2 separate regions of the Homo sapiens genome follow, and region 1 is linked to region 2. The links are chromatin loops, found by intact Hi-C in ENCODE. Cell type or tissue: A673. All regions are shown on one strand.

Region 1 (8,000 bases), 300 kb after region 2:
ATTAATTTGACTTCAGTGAGAGATTCCAAAATGATCCCATAAATTGTGATTCCAAAACATACAAAGCTAATTAATTCCTTTTTAGGAGATTTTCAATAAGCAAACCAGGTTAAGTTTATATGATTTACAAACAGTGTTTACATTCATAGAGGTGCAACTAATTGCTACATGGTTTGACATCATTACAGAAAAATGCTGGGGGATGCAGGCAGTTTAATTAGGGGTGGTTTCAAGTTCACTACGCGATTACCATCACAGAGCTTTTCTAATATGCTTATACAGTACAGTCATGCTAAAAAGTGATTACATTTTGCCCGCCGCCTGCCTAAATTTTGAATGAAGAATTAGAATCTCTATATAAAAGGTTATGCTCATACAGTTTAGATTTCTTCTGAATCACCGTCACCGGCTTCTGCCCCTCAGACTTCATCTCCTCCTATTTTGCACATCAGCTATCTGGCGACTGTGTGCAAGCCTTTGTATCCATCACAAGACCTCCTTGGAGCATTTTCAAATGATGCTGAAAACCTTCACGCTTAGCAAGATGTTTTAGAAGCAGATTTTTACCATCTACGTAGTTCCAATACAACACCAGCCGTTGTTTATAAATAATTTAGTTCCAAATTACAACTCACTTTCCATTTCAGTCAATAACAATTGTTTTGCCAGTTTTAATTTTTAAAGTTTCATCCTGTTAAGTTGCTGTCTTCTGCAATAAACTCAAGTTGCTAATGACAATGTCTCTTTGGAGGGCTAAGAACTGAGAGGAGGGTGGAACTCAGGGTATGACCTCTAGAACCCAAGACATCTGGATTTCAATGAGCCCTGTCACCACCACAAAATGACCAGGAGCTTGTATTACAAATATCAAGTTAACATCCTTAAGTAATATATAACTAAGAACCAACCCTTTGGAATATTCTAGAATCCATGTGAATGTCCAAAAAAAATTCCCTAAGTCTCTCCTGTCCGAAAGAGGCTCACAATTTAGTCCTGGAGAGATGGCCGCTTGGCGGGAATCACTTCCTTTAAGGCTGAAAGGACAACAGGTTCAAACGGTGTGCGAAGATAATTTAAACTTCAAAAATACCACTCCTTCATGCTTTTTATTTATTTTTTAATGCACATTTCTAAGTTTTGGCCGAAGTACTTGCAAAACACTTTATGTTCCACTGTTTTCTGTTCTGGATTCTGACGATTCTGTTTTGAAGGAAGAATAAATGAAATAAGATTCCCCAGAGCAAATGATTTTACAGTGCAAGTGACACCTCACAGAGGTACCCTGGCTTTTCACAGGAGTTTCAAAACACAGACATCAGAGGAAAAAAATGTTCAAGAAACCTCATATTGTTGGTGTCTGGACTTTAATGAAACAGACTCCTGCAGGTGACCACTTCCCACAAGTTAGTGCCTTGGGGTGGAAGACACAAAAAAGTATAAAAAACACATTATGGCCATACAGTCTTGGTGCTTGGGCCACACAAGAAACAAAATTTCTCATGATACTTTAAGGGTAGTGGGATATCTGTGCTTTGGAGAGCTGATTTGACTCTTGAAGGAATAGCTTCACCTTTACCAACAGCAACTGCTAATTTTTCTATTCAAAAGCAAATAACCAATTTCTAATTGACTTTAATTAACTTGAAGACAGCACCAAATTATTACATACATCTGTTAATAAACAAACGATAAATTCTGGATCTGAAATTGAAGTCACCACAAGTTTTAAAGCATTAAAAACTTGTTTTAAAAACCACATCTCTGGTCTCTGGCAGACCACAGAGCAGCAACTTTCAACCCAACTCACCACTCTGCAGCATGGTCCTGAAGCCTCACTATAAATTCTTCTCTGGAATCTTCCATGTTCTCTTTTTTTGTTTGTTTGTCTGTTTTAAGAGACAGCGTCTTACTCTGTCACCCAGGCTGGAGTGCCTTGGGCAGAACATAGCTCACTGCAGCCTTGAACTCCTGGGCTCAAGTGATCCTCCTGCCTCAGCCTCCCAAGTGGCTGGGACTACAGGCACAAGCCACCACACCCAGCTAATTTTTTATTTTTTGTTTTTTTGTGGAGACAGGCTGATCTCGAACTCCTAGGCTCAAGTGATCCTCTTGCCTCAGCCTCCCAAAGTGCTGGGAATACAAGTGTGAGCCACTGTGCCCAGCAATGTTGCCCCTGTCCATGGTACTCTCTCTCTAGCTGCCCCCTCTATGCTTTTCCTGTCACATCCCTGAAATGGATACATGAATGTCCCCACCTGAAACAAAGGTAAGCTCACGAACAGGTGTGTCACCCCCACAGTGACTTTCCCAGATGGAGCCCTTTCCTTCCACAGGGAGGTGGACTTAGCTCTAACCATTGCCTGAGCCCACAGTGGAGACTGTGGTGATAAGCAATGCTCAGCCCCTGGCTCCAGCTCTGACTGTGAATTAAGCTAGACCATTGAGATGAGTGATGCCATGGATCGAGGGCATGGATCAGACAACTGATCAGGGCCCTGGCTGAAGTACTGGGTCCACATCCTCCGTTTCTTTCTACCTGATCATCACCAGAGGAATTCACTGTTTCCCCTTCTGTCTCTGATTCCGGTGACTCTTCAGAACCAACCCAATACGTTGTTGCTTAATTCATTAATTCCATGGAAACTGACAGACCCCAAACACTGTACTCGAGCAAAGGTGAGTTGCAGGAGACCAGCGCAAGTCTCTGTGAATGCACATCCTGCAAGACTGCCTAAACTAAAAGGATTACCACAATTGCCTAACAATTAGCAACTTCCAGCTCCTATAAAGCAGAGCCTTTTGCCATCCTCTGGCTTACAGAGCATTCACTCACTGTGGATTCAGAAGACTCTTCACATTCATGGGAGCATGTCCCGAGACCCTCACAAACTCCCATCCAGGGACACTGAGGTATATCATTATATCATGTCCAACAAGCTTACTGGCAGTCTACACACAATTGTAGAATGCTCTCCAAACTTCCACTGATGCTTAGCCCTCATCAGCAAGTAATTTCTGCCCTGGATGAAGCATTCACACCCACAGTTTCATAGGTCACTTCTTCTCATGACCGCATTGATTTTCCAGGGGACCCATTCTGGTACTGGGTAGGGGCCACAACCCAGTATTTTGTTCTCCTCTTTCTCCAGAGTTCAATTTCCCAGATATGAATCACCATTTACTTTACTTTCTCTTTATTTCCAGCATTAACAAATAGCTTGTGGTGTGTGTAAGGTGGAAGGGAGGGGTAGCGAATACTTCATCATGAGAAAATGAGTTTGAGCCATTTTCTTGTCTCCTCTTGTCTATGAAGAGAAGAGGAGACCCACACAGCCACATCATAAACCTGCTGGGTGTTATCTGGGCTCATCGATTCAGTATTCACAGCATACAGAATCCATTTTATGGCATACAAAATCTAAATATGTGGCTCAGCAAATTACAAATGACTATATGCCATGAGCCTTCTAGGTTACCTACAAGTAGCCAAAACCACAGAGGTCAAATCACAAATTTCAGTTTATGCTGAATCAGGTCCCCAAACCAGTCCCATGGGCCACTAAAGCCACAAATGTTCAGTTGACTTAACATGACAAAAAGGGTTCTAAGTTCATCTTCTTTTAATTGGGATATGACCCTAGTCTGTTAACATCAGGTACCACAAACCCCAGCTCAGGTGATGTGATTCCTAGACACTGAAATATATTAAGAAGCTTTTGACTGCAAGTAACAGAAAACTCCAATCGAACTGGCTTAAACAACAGTGAAATTTATCTCACAACAAGACTTCCTGAAATAGCTTGGCAGCATACTGGCTAGTTCAGCAACATAACCAAAGATCCAAGGTGTCATCTGCTATCCACAGATCCGCGCCTTTGCAGCCCATCTCGGTTATCCCATGCAGCCAGCAGGACACCCAGCCCAAAACGCACAGGTGCCTCCCTTGAGTCTGCTAACAATTCAGACCCCTCAAGGAGCCACTCAGCTTCTTATGGCCAGAATCGTATGACGTGCCCTTGCCTAAAACCATCCCTAGCTTAGACAGGCCCTGCCGACTGAAATCCATGACATCCATGGAGTAGGTCCCAACTCCCATTTCGCAAGTGAAATTTGAGTCCAGATGTAAATATAAATATGAATATACACATGTCCACCTACTTATGTGTGCACTGAGCTGCAACGTAAGATGAATTTCTTGTATCTGGTTGATGGTCCAGGTAGTATGAGAAGCACTGACTTAGACCAGTCCTGACCTAGACTTAGGGCAGAAGATGTAGCCTGACTTCCCTGAAGCACACAGCCATGTGTGACAGAAGGGAGGCCCAGACAAAGTGAGGTAGGGAAGAAAGCCACAGGAGCAGTAACGGGTAACAAGTAGCAAGTGAGGAAGAGAGTCTCTTGAATGGGGGAGATGCCTGTCACCTGTACAGAGATGCACATGGATTGGATTGAGAGCTAGGCTTTGCGGTGAACAGGGCAATTCCAGGTGCTAATAGAGCTGCCTGTGGGGCCACCTAGATTCTCTGCTGGCTGACATGGACACATTTCCAATGGACAGTGTGAAGCAGATAGAGCAGAGTGTGGATTACAGGCAAAGAAATGCACAGCTGAGTTCATTTAAAAACTAGAAGAAGCATCTACAAGGGCTTTTACCATCTGATGAACAACTAAGCACATCTTAGCCAACTACATCGTTTATTTATTGATTTCCTATGATGTACTTTATGATACTGCTGAAATCATTATGTGGTTTTTAACGCAGTGTGACTCAGGAGACAGGCATGTTGAGGGCTGTCATCACCAAGATGCCTTCTGTCATTGCACCATCCTCTTAACCTGATGTAAGGAAATTCATATTTAGTGGAGAAGGAAATGACTTTGGGTATGTATCATTCAAATCCTCAAGGATTATTGGCTAATTAGGAGCACAGTAATGTAAATTTGCCTTGTGTCAGGTTTTCAGGAACAGTAAAATAACATAATTAAGCAGTGAACAAAGCAGATCATTTAAGCCACTCTTCACTGAAAATGTATATGATGGCTAAATGTATGCATCAGCCTGGCAGCTGGGAAAAAAAATAGCCCACACTGCGGAGGCCAAAAATTGTTTCTAATCGCAGAAGAGAAATTGCATAGATTGACTTAAATATATTGCTATTTCTTACAGGAAGATTTGCATTGAAAATTCCCATTCAATAATTAAATAATTCCCTTACTTAAAGGAAGCAAGAGTTGTTCCTTATGAAAAACATCAAACTGAATTGTATTAATATAAGCAAAGTAAATAGCCAAATAAAACTTGCTAGAAATGGAAACCCTAATAAAATAAGGAAACAAATCTTGAAGTGATACTTCCCAATTTTGACTTTTCTTTGGACTTGCAGCTACATATGCAAAATTACACGTAAAAGTGCATAGCTTCAGCTAAAACGCTTGCCTCCAAATGGCCCAGTTAACTTGGATTTTTAAAATAGAAGCCTCTTGGTCAGGATGCTGATGGACTGTCTCTGTGCATTGAAAAGAACGTATTCCCATCGTACCCAGAAACCTGAGAGAAGGTCATTGCGAGAACTCCAACACACCCTGAAAGACTTGGAAGGGATTCCTGATCAAGGGAATGCATTTCTATTCCGTCATGCTTGCCACTGGAATGAGAAAGGGAGGTTTGACTTAGCCCAGCCAACCGTGGCAAAGAACTGCTGGTCCAGGGTGGGGTCTGGAGCAGGGAGGGCGGCCGGATTAACCCTCCACCATCTCATGAAGCAAAATTCTCTCCACTGCCTCCTCCCCCACTGCTCCCACCCAGGGTTCCGAAACTGCAAGTCAATGTTGTGTTCCCCTCAGTGCTCCAGAAGTGGGGGTGACAAGAATAGAAACAGTGAAGAGAGTCGGCCTTTAGAAAGAAGGGAACACGGCACAGTGACTCACGCCTGTAGTCCCAGCACTTTGGGAGGCCTAGGCAGGTGGATCACTTGAGGTCAGCAGCTCAAGACCAGCCCGGCCAACGTGTTGAAACCCCGTCTCTACTAAAAGTACAAAAATTAACCAGGCGTGGTGGCACGCACCCGTAATCCCAGCTACTCAGGAGGCTGAGACTGGAGAATCACTTGACCCCAGGAGGCAGAGGTTGCAGTGAGCTGAGATCGCGCCACTGCACTCCAGGCTGGGCAACAGCGAGACTCCGTCTCAAAAAAAAAAAAAAAGAATGGGGGGAGAGTGAGAACATGGAGGAGGGAGTTGGCCGTGGGAGAAAGGACAAGGCTCAGATAGATAAGTTAAATAAAATTGTTTTCAAACTTGGTCTGCAAAAGTCAGTGAAAGCATCAATCAGCCAAATATTCACAAGTACTCAGGACTCTGCTTTTGATAAAATATTGGCCACAGTCATTTTGAGAATGCAGCCCGGAAAGCTACTGGTACTGCTTTGGTGCTTAAACAAAAAAAGAATCAGGAAAATCAAGTGCATCTTGATGTTAGCTAAGTTCCCCTTTTTCTTACAAACCAAGGCAAGGGCTGGAAAGTGGCAGCTCTTAGCTAAGTGAATGCGGGGTGCTGCCAGAGATCGGGCCCTACACGCTGATGGCCTGATTTATAACTGCTGTTTTCTATTATAATTCAAGCACCTCCAGGGGCCTTTCCAAGACAAATAAATGATTACAAAGTGCTGTATTGTATCTCAAACCTTCTTTCCTCCCAAATCAAATTCAGTAGCTCTGCCTTGGGAACGTGTGCTCCAAATCGTGATCACTTTCTAAAGTTGTCCACTCATGGCTCCGTAATCAGCTCTCTTGGAGATGCAATTCTGCTGAGTATCACCTGATAGCTCTCCTTCAAAGAAATAACAAAGGGCCCTGTCGCAGGTCAGCAAGGCACTTGGGCAACTCATTCCTTCTTAGGTTCAATGCCTAACATCTTTGTGAGGCCATGATGAGGGTCACCCTTATGAACTCCAAAATGCGAAACAGCAGAAAATGCTCTTTGGGATGAACCACTAACTCAACACTCTCCCAAATAAACAACATATGAGCCACAGGAATTTTATTCAAGAGGTAAATGTGAATCTTCCCTTAATGACTTTGAAAACCCAATTAAGGATTAACACGCTGCAGAGGTAACATGCAATAAATCCAACACTATACGATTTTTAAGATTTCAGATTGAGTGTCTCTTCTCTGGACCTTTTCTAACATAAATTTTGCCTTCGATATTTACCGTCCTTTGAAAAGTGGGTCACTATGTTCACCTGCCACTGTATGATCAGAAGAACTGAAGAAAACACTCATTAGGTTGACAAAATATCCCATATATCCGTGTCAGTTAAAAGGGGAAAAAAATCACCAAGATCTTCCCTGTGCCACCTTTCAGGATTCCTGACATCTGTCATAAAACTCAGGCCATATGTCTTTTCCTTCCATTAAGGGGAGTCGCCACACAACCAGAGCTAAGGTCGTGTCAAAAAGAATTATTGACTTATAAGCATATCTTCCCCCACCCTGCTAATGACTTCCACAAATATACCCACTGATCGTCTTTTTTTATGTGCTTTCCAGAAATTACTGGGAGACCCAGGGGGCCATTTGGGGGTTCTATGCTTAGGGATTTGACAGGTAATGTTAATGAGACTCACACCCATATTTATTTCAGGATTTATTTATTTAGAGTGGAGTGTTCTGGTCGCGTGAGCCTTGCTGAACTGGCAATGAGAGGAGAAGGGAGGAAGGAAGGAGAGGGACGGCGGGGGGGAGGGCCGAGGGATCGCAGTCTAGAAGGCCTCTATAAAGCAGCCTCCAAGAGCACCGTTTACTGCCTCTTCTACAGGGACTGCATCCGTCTGCCCTCATATTGTCAGGTTGACAAGAGGAGAAAAAAAATTAACCAAAAGCCAAATCAAATAAATGTGCAACTCATAAATTCTGCAGCTAAAAATTTACCCCTGAGGGATAGCAACAAGGCACCGTGGAAGGCTTCCCCCTCTCTTGCCCTCATAAAGAGGGATGAGG
Region 2 (8,000 bases):
TCATCGCAAAACCTTTTTTTTTTTTTTTTTTTTTTTGCATTTTCTGTAACAACATAAAATCTGCTGTTATGACAAGAAGTCTGTAGTTCACTCCTTCATTTATAATTTAACCACAGCCTATATAACATAATCCAAAAAATATGGGGCATGATTAGTGTAAAAATCAAACACAGTAGAGGCTTTTTGAATACTCCAAGAACAAAACAAAACCAAAAAAAGGAGAGGGGAAGAAAACATTGCAGCCATCTGAATATATGTGGTATTTCTTTAATACTTCATTTTAAACTACCTAATTGTGTTTTTAAGCTTCGGTTTCTGTAATTTTGCAAGACGAGGCATTCCAGTGAGGAAACATATGGTGAGGGATTTTTAAACCACACAGCGAGAGTGCATCATAGACTTATCTGCTGTTTTAATGTCACAAAAATCCACCACTGAATTTATCCAGTCACCCATTAAAGAAAGAAAAGAATTAAAGGAAAAGGAGGTTTTAAATCCCCTAATGCTACAAGAATGAGTGAAATATGCTATCAAGTTCAAGTGAGAATGGTGCTGGAGCTTCAGGACTTCTTATAAGACCAGCAAACAGCAATTAGCAACCTGAAGGCTGGAGAGTTATTTCAGGAGCACTGCAGACAGCCAGTGTCTCAAAGCGGCCAGCCGATTCTAACCTAGCACCTCTCATCACTTAGCTTCCTAGATGCTCCTGTTCAGAATGGTCAGTTTTAACTTTGTTTCTCAATAGGTCAGTAGGCAAAAAGATATATAAAAATATCTCTATCAATTGATCCATTAATTGATAAAGAAAGGAAGGAGAGACGGATGGATAAATAGATACACGGACATTTGCTTTTAGTTTTTAAGTCCTGTTGTAATGGTCACTTAAGAATAGTTGCCTCTATATGAAAGGGCAGCTGTCTTAGGATGGTCTTTTTTAGGAGAGCTACTGAATCAGCAATTTGCGCAGGTGTTGCGGTGGCAACAGAAAGCTCTGATGGTAGCAAACTTCAACATTCGGACCTAAGTAAGATCTAGAAAGGGATTCCAGACACACCAGAGTGTCTTTACAAATACCTACGCAGCTCCACACACAAGGGGTGTGTGGGGGAGTGCATGCGTGTGTATGTGGTATTTCCAAGGGTCCTCCGGGCTCACACGCATGCAGGGAGATGGGGGTGGGGACAGAAGCATCCAGACATGAAGCAATGTATATCATTATTCAAATTATGTCAGATTCATCCTTAAATTACACTGGTGTTTCTTATCAGAAATTGTTTCATATACTATAATATGCTGCAATAAGTGGACATTAATTAATGCTAAATTACAATGGAATTACATATTATATCCACATGAATACTGAATGACTCTATTATGAATAATATTATTACAGTAAATATTCAAGGACCTGTAAGTAGTTTGTCGCTAATTACAAAGTGCTGACAACTACACATGACCTTAAGTTAATGTAAACTTTTAAATATAACAGCCACACAGCAAATCTTTGATTAATGCTGCAACAAAAATATAGCCGGAGACGTGATGAGCAGAGTCGAAACGCAGTCCACCACTCCTTCTGGAAGTCTGATTTATCTGCAAGACAGAAGCGTCTCTTGGCTTAGAATTCCATGCAAGCTCTATTCTCTCAGCACAGACGTGTGTGGCTCTCTGTTCAGCTAATGTTTTTAAAAATCCACGCACAACTTCGCCAGAGTCTCTGGTTGTGGTGGGTGGTCATTTTGTCTTAGAAGGGAAAATCCTTAACCCTTTGCCACTTTCTACTTAAAAGATGTCAAAATGCTCTGGTGGCATTCTTTTTTTTTTTTTTCTTTTTGCACAGTGAAACGGAGTGAGAACAGTATAAGGTGTTAATCTTGATAATTAGGGCACAAAAGCAATTAGAGGTCTAAAAACCTTAAGGCGCCGAAAGTGATTTTTTGTTTATTTGCTTACCTTATTAAGTTAAATATCTGTCTGAATTAATCGCTAATGAATGTAAAGAAGGCTCAATAGCAGCGGTTTAATGAACAGCCGTGTCAGTTGCATTTTACAGGGTCCCAAATCATCGAAGATTGCAAGCCAACTTGCTATTCAAAATTACTTTTCTGCCCAATTTTCTGTTTGCAAAGCAGTAAATTATTTACATTTATTGTGCTTATTTAAGCACTTAAATGACTATGAATGGAGTACAGGCACATTTTAAAAATATAGAACCATTACACAACTCTACTGCTAGAAATTCCCGTTATTTTCCCCTGAAGACTGCTTCCTCTACTTTTCTAATCTCTCTTTTACAACAATTCATGAAAAAGGGCATTATTACATTGAACATGTTTTAATAAGTTATTTATTATTTAACATACTTTAAGAGGCAGTGCCATAGAAGTTACATTACACACACTAAGAACGGTCTCTTTCAGACCTGCCCAGTTGCCTGAACCTAAGTGCTTAAGTTTCCTGAATAAAATTATTCTGTCTTTCATTAGAAACAAATAAACGGTGCTTTTCACCATTACTCACATCATAAACATTGATATTTGAAGAGATCTATTATACTAATTATTGTCTTTGGAAATTATCATTTAATATATTTACTTTCTTTAATGGTTATTCTTTTGAAATCAGTGACCACGATTTTTTTTTATATGTGCAGCTGCTCCCACGCACAGGTCCACAGCCTTAAGTTGCACTTACATGCAGGGAGACCCAGCCTGCGGGAACAGTTCCCGATGTGCTCTCTGCACATCCACAAAGCGCCCCAGCTACGTCGCTGGGCAGCCAGTTGACCACGGCCAAACCCGTAGATGGTCCAGATCATCAAACTGAGGTTAAGAACGCATAATGAAAAACACAAGAAGGGAGAATGGATAGATAGACTCATGGTAGCAGGAAAAGGAAGAAAAGAAAAAAGGAAGGAAAAGAAAGTAAGACCCTTGGCAAGAGAAACAGAATTCTAGGTGATCCTGCTAGCTAGATCGGGGTCAGATTCAAGTCGTTCTTTTCAAATCTTTCAGATGACTGCAGTGGAAACTTTCTTGTGTTTGCGAACGCAGACAGACACTCGACACCCAGTTTCTCCATGGACGGCATGCATTTACATGCATAATACGGCGGATGTGCCCGCTCTGACTGCAGCTCATTTCCTAAGTCGCAAGAAACGCTGGTATTTTTCAAAAGTGATTTCAAAGAATTTGTGTATGTGCATGTGTGTGCGCACGCGAGCGTGTATGAAAGCAGCCATATTTATTATTCAGACTTAACTATTTGCGTGTATTTTCCCAAATGATACCAGGGGCAGCGTAACATCTACTGTTAAAAAGCCCCATGCTATTCATAAGAGATTATACTGGAGTAAACATTACAGTAGCAGTAATGATCTAATTAAAAGAATCAGACATACTTAAAAGAGTCCCTTCTTTCAGGAAGGAGGGGAGAAGAAAAATCAATGAGGCAATCCATAGTCCGGAATGGGGCGAAGCATTTTACTGTGATCAAACACAGTCTATCTAGTACATATCTGAAGTCCTCTGGTCTTTGTTACTTAATGTGATGCGGAAGATCAGAGATGCGTGCAGTCTGTGTTCCAGGGTTCCAGCTGAGTCGCTGTCATATGTTAAGCTTTTTTTTGTTTTAAGTTGGCTATAATTCTACCTTACTCCAAGTGAACAGTGTTTCCATTAAACTAAGCATTTCCCCAAATCTGGCAAGAACCTTGCATGGGGATTTTCCTGAAGCAACCTAAAGGTGACCCTAGAGCACACCTACGAATCTGGGTTTGCACGGCACTGAGCTCCGTGCCGGCTCCCGTATCTCTACCCTCAAGAAACACAGGTATTGTGTGTGCGTGTGAGATGCAGGGTGACAGAAAAAAAGGGAGTGCAAGCCCTATATCACCAATTGTCTACATGAGTGCCAACACATATGTCGGCTTATGTTTGGAAGACATTATTTTTTCCCAGCTGCTTTCTTTTGTACCTACCTCCCAGCACTTGAAGTGGGGCCTGCAAACCGGGTTTGAAATGTGGTCAGACGGAAATGCAGTAGCCAGGACAGAATGGGAAACTCAGGAAGGAGGCTGAGGTGGGAGTCTCCGGTGTGGCCGGGAAGCCATCCCCCCAGGAGGCCACGGGGGGGAGCTGTGGCTCTGCTCAGGGCGGCCACAGCCAGTAGCGGGGAGGAGAGGGCGGAAAATATACTGTAGCAAAGCGATGGTGGAAGAGGAAAGGTAGGTTTTATAAGTTCCTGAATTTTATGACTATGCTGCAACGGTGGAATGTCCACTCAATCTGTTGCGAAGTTAGCACAGAAAACATGCACTGGGCATATTAAGTACAGGATGAAATGGTGCAGTGAATATTTATTAGCAAAAATATAGGTTCTCAAAAACAGAAATAAAACAGGGTAATAGATGAAGGGAAGAATAGATTTAACACTGAAATAAATATCAAAGGTGCAAAGAAAAGGCAAAATATAGTGTTCAAACAAAGCTGTGAATTGGGTCCAGATTTAATGCTCCCCTAGGGAAGAAAAGGTTGGACAGACTGCTGGAATTGAGATACTACTTTTAGTACACAGTCCCTGTAATGCTGTCAGCTTTATTTCCTTTGACAAATGTGAAATAAAATTTGTCAAAGTTAGGGCTTGGAAAGTTGGCTATTGAAAATTCAATTGGTAATAACTAGTATAGCCTAGCACTCCGGAGATTTTTAAAGGAGAGGGATGTTTAAGATGCTGGGGTGCGGGGGGAACCGTATTACATATTGTATTTCACTTTTTAAAAATTTAGCAGTTGACTTAGGCAGCTGGATTTCTAAGTTTCCTGTTAGCTGGGTTCACCGTTAAAAGGCGGTAATTTAAAACCCATTTCCATGATAACTACAATGATATAGTAAGTTTGAAAATATTCTGGTGTCTACACAGAGGAGGGCTCCTATGATCTCACTCAGCTTGGGGTCCACACGCCACGAAGACTTTGCTTGATCCAGTTCTATAGAAGTGCAGGGCGTGATTGCGAAGTCAATGCTACCCTCATTCCACGCTACAGAATTCCTGACTCTGCTTCTCCTTCCACCATGCATTGGACGCGTTTGCAGTGCAAACGGTGATTTACTGGGAATGTTTAATAACAGACTTTTCTTGTCTTCTCAATGTGCTGCTCCACAGCCCCAGCCTTTCCCTTGCTGGGTGCATGGCAGGTTTTCCAGGGAAGCTCTTGGAAGCCACTTCTCTCCCGTGCTGCCCTGCCGGTCCCACCCCCGCCCCACCCCTCACCTCTGCTGTACTTGGGAACAAAGCCACGTATAAGAAAAAAAAGAGCGACTTAGCCTGCATATGGATATCCAGGGATATGTCTGTTTTCCTGACTGCCCCAATACACTCTCAGTGTAATCAGGAAGACAAAACAGTCTCGCCACATTTTCTGCTTCTTTCTGTGGAACGGAATCTGATGTCTCCCAGCTGCATTCATGTCCCTTCAAAGTGGGCAACTTGGCATTTACTCCCGCTCTCTAAAGAGTCACCGAGGGCATTGGAAATTTCGGCTGCGAACCCGGAGAGCGGCTGGCTCTGCTGCGGCCGGGCTGCCGTCGCTCCACTCCAGCTGCCGTTTCTTTATTTAAGAAGAACTACAGAAAAGACCTTTAGGAATCACCTCTTAAGTCATTATGGCATAAGGCACCTTTCTGTCTTTATGACATGGTGGGGGGGGGGGGTACGATATTTAATTGAAGATTTTATTTTTAATTTTCGCATTCTTACCATGTGGTCATTACTTTATTTTTACATTTTCAGCCCATTTTCTTTCCAGCCCATCGCAGGAATTGGGCAGTCAGCAAGAGCCAGAGAGTGCTGGCATGTATCATTACATTCTCAAGATGGCATATTTACTGCGCTTGCCAGCAGGGTCGCGCTTCTGTCCTAGTAAATGTAGTGGAGTATGAAAAAGGCAATTACATCTCACTGGGTGACCTTTTAACAGCCATGACTACCTCCTATCTATACATAATTATTATAGGTGATGATTTCCAAGTATTACAATCTCCTAGAGCCGCCTTTAATTCACATCACATTTAGGCACGTTTGTCACCAGTGCTAGAAATTTTAACCCCCGAAAACTGAAAAAACAGAAGAGAAAAGTGATAGCAATGGATGTCAAGCTCTCAAGTCATCCTAATAAAAACACAGCAAATAAGATGTCGCCCTGTTTGTATTCATTATCAGTTCTTACATGCTCCGACTCTTGCATTAAACATTAGACAGCCTCTGATGCCTGCTTAACAGTTTAATTCCCTCCTCAGTATTCAGGCTGTCATAATAAAATCAGTGAAGCAGGCAAAGTCAAATAAGAGCAAGAGGAGGCATAGAGCATGTAGCACAAGCCATTGTCATCGCTTACTATTCACCCCGCACCACTTACAGGAGCTGAATTCAGCATATGCTGTGGGTGACACACAAACCAATCTCTCCCTCCACCGCTGTGGCCAGCCTATCTTGCCGGTGCAGGGCGAGGGTGGCGCGCGTGCAGAGGGCCGATAGCAGTCCCTTCAAAAGGAACCGGCTTCTGAGCCACTGGAGCTGGCACAATAGAAGCCACTTCTGTCAACAAAGACTGCAGACTAAAGAGCTAGATATCCCCACTATGGAAAGATTAACAGCGCTAAATCCGTTTAGGCCCTTTTTTTTACTTATTTACAGGCTGCTGATCTTGAAGGCTGAATCAGAACAAGAGATTAGCTCTATTAAGTGCTGCCCATTTTTCTGAATTATGTTTTTGAAGACTTGGACAATATGAATAAGGACTCATATTAACCACTGTACGAAAGGCGCACACTCCATTGCAATGACAAAGCCTTCGGAAAACTACTTGTCACTTGCAGTGATCCATTGCAAATACAGTTTAATATATAATTTATATCTACCAGCTGGTGAGAGCAGAAAGGGAGCGATTCCACTCTATTTCTCTTTTAAAAGAGAGAGAGAAAGAAAGAGAGAGAGAGAGAGAGAGAAAGGCTGGCAATGTAGGATGTCACTAACGATAGTAAAATAGCTCAGCAAACAGTTCAATAAATGGTTCAATACTTGTGATACTATCCAAACAAAGACTCGAAGCCATTAATTTTAAAAAGTTCTGTGAATCTTCTTTGAACAGTAAATATTTAATCACGGCAATATGTAAGCTGCCCTCTCATATTTTATCTCCTAACCAGAACCGTGTAGTGAACCTGGCCTTTAATAACTTTGACCAGAGCGATATTTTGCCATTTTTCTCCTGCCATCAAATTATGAAGTGTGTCCAATCCAGCATGTTGCTATTTGCTACCTAATGCGCTCCTATTGATGCCTAAATATAGCGCTGGACAAATGAGCTCCGTAGGTGTGAACACTAAATAATGCCCAAACCCCACTTAAAAATACATATATACATGTGTGTATTAAATATATCAAATGATACATTTAAAATTCTAACTATATTTAATAACTACACTACATGTTTTTTAAGTACTATATAATTATATTATATAGTATTAAAGAAATTAAAGCTTCCGGGCATAGACTTTCAGAGCCAAGCAGTAAGAACGTGGAAATTTGCGCCTCAAAGCTTTCTAGCCAGCGTCTTTTTTTTTCCAGGCACACTCACTAGTTAGGAATGTCATCTTCGGCCAAGTTTAATAATTGATGAGGAGCCTCGCAGGTCTCAAAAGCTTATACAACCAAACAACTAATATTTATTTATTTTATTATATATTTTCTTTTAATTCAGGAAATACCCACAGCGATTACAATTCTAATTTGCAGGGAATCCTGTTGGCAGAAAAATCAAACAATTAACAATCCACCTTCTAAACAGACTACTGGTAACGGACGACTTCAGAGGCAGCCAGTCAGACACGAGCGATTGCGCTCCCCCCGCGCCTGGGCTGCCTTGGAGTTCAGATGAAAACAAGTTCAGGAAGTTGATTTGATGGGCAGCACCGACCAAACCACGACTTATGAGGCTTGCA

What was found. A loop is a pair of places that touch in the nucleus more often than their neighbours do. Peaks named below come from ENCODE experiments on the same cell type or tissue, not always from the same donor. Only the 100,000 strongest peaks of a DNase experiment are listed, where the experiment ranks them.
Region 1: it touches region 2 in a loop (9-fold over the local background); 46 of 110 quality-filtered maps call a loop at or near these places.

The regions. Positions count from the first base shown.
Region 1 is chr10:129,323,914-129,331,913 of GRCh38, forward strand. No RefSeq gene overlaps it. Among named protein-coding and RNA genes, the nearest start is that of MGMT, 140 kb to the right of the region's middle. In A673, no CTCF peak of the experiment used is centred here; a DNase peak (open chromatin) is centred at 4,838; H3K27ac peaks cover 4,436 bases.
Region 2 is chr10:129,027,601-129,035,600 of GRCh38, forward strand. It overlaps LOC124902559 (a long non-coding RNA gene), which reads right to left. Exons shown (of 2, transcript XR_007062390.1): 2 at 7,719-8,000. Among named protein-coding and RNA genes, the nearest start is that of LINC02667, 120 kb to the left of the region's middle. RefSeq lists an enhancer at 5,593-7,311. In A673, CTCF peaks have their summits at 4,121 (motif pointing right) and 5,900; DNase peaks (open chromatin) are centred at 4,131, 6,401, 7,681, 7,901 and 5 weaker places; H3K4me3 peaks cover 5,547 bases; H3K27ac peaks cover 7,919 bases.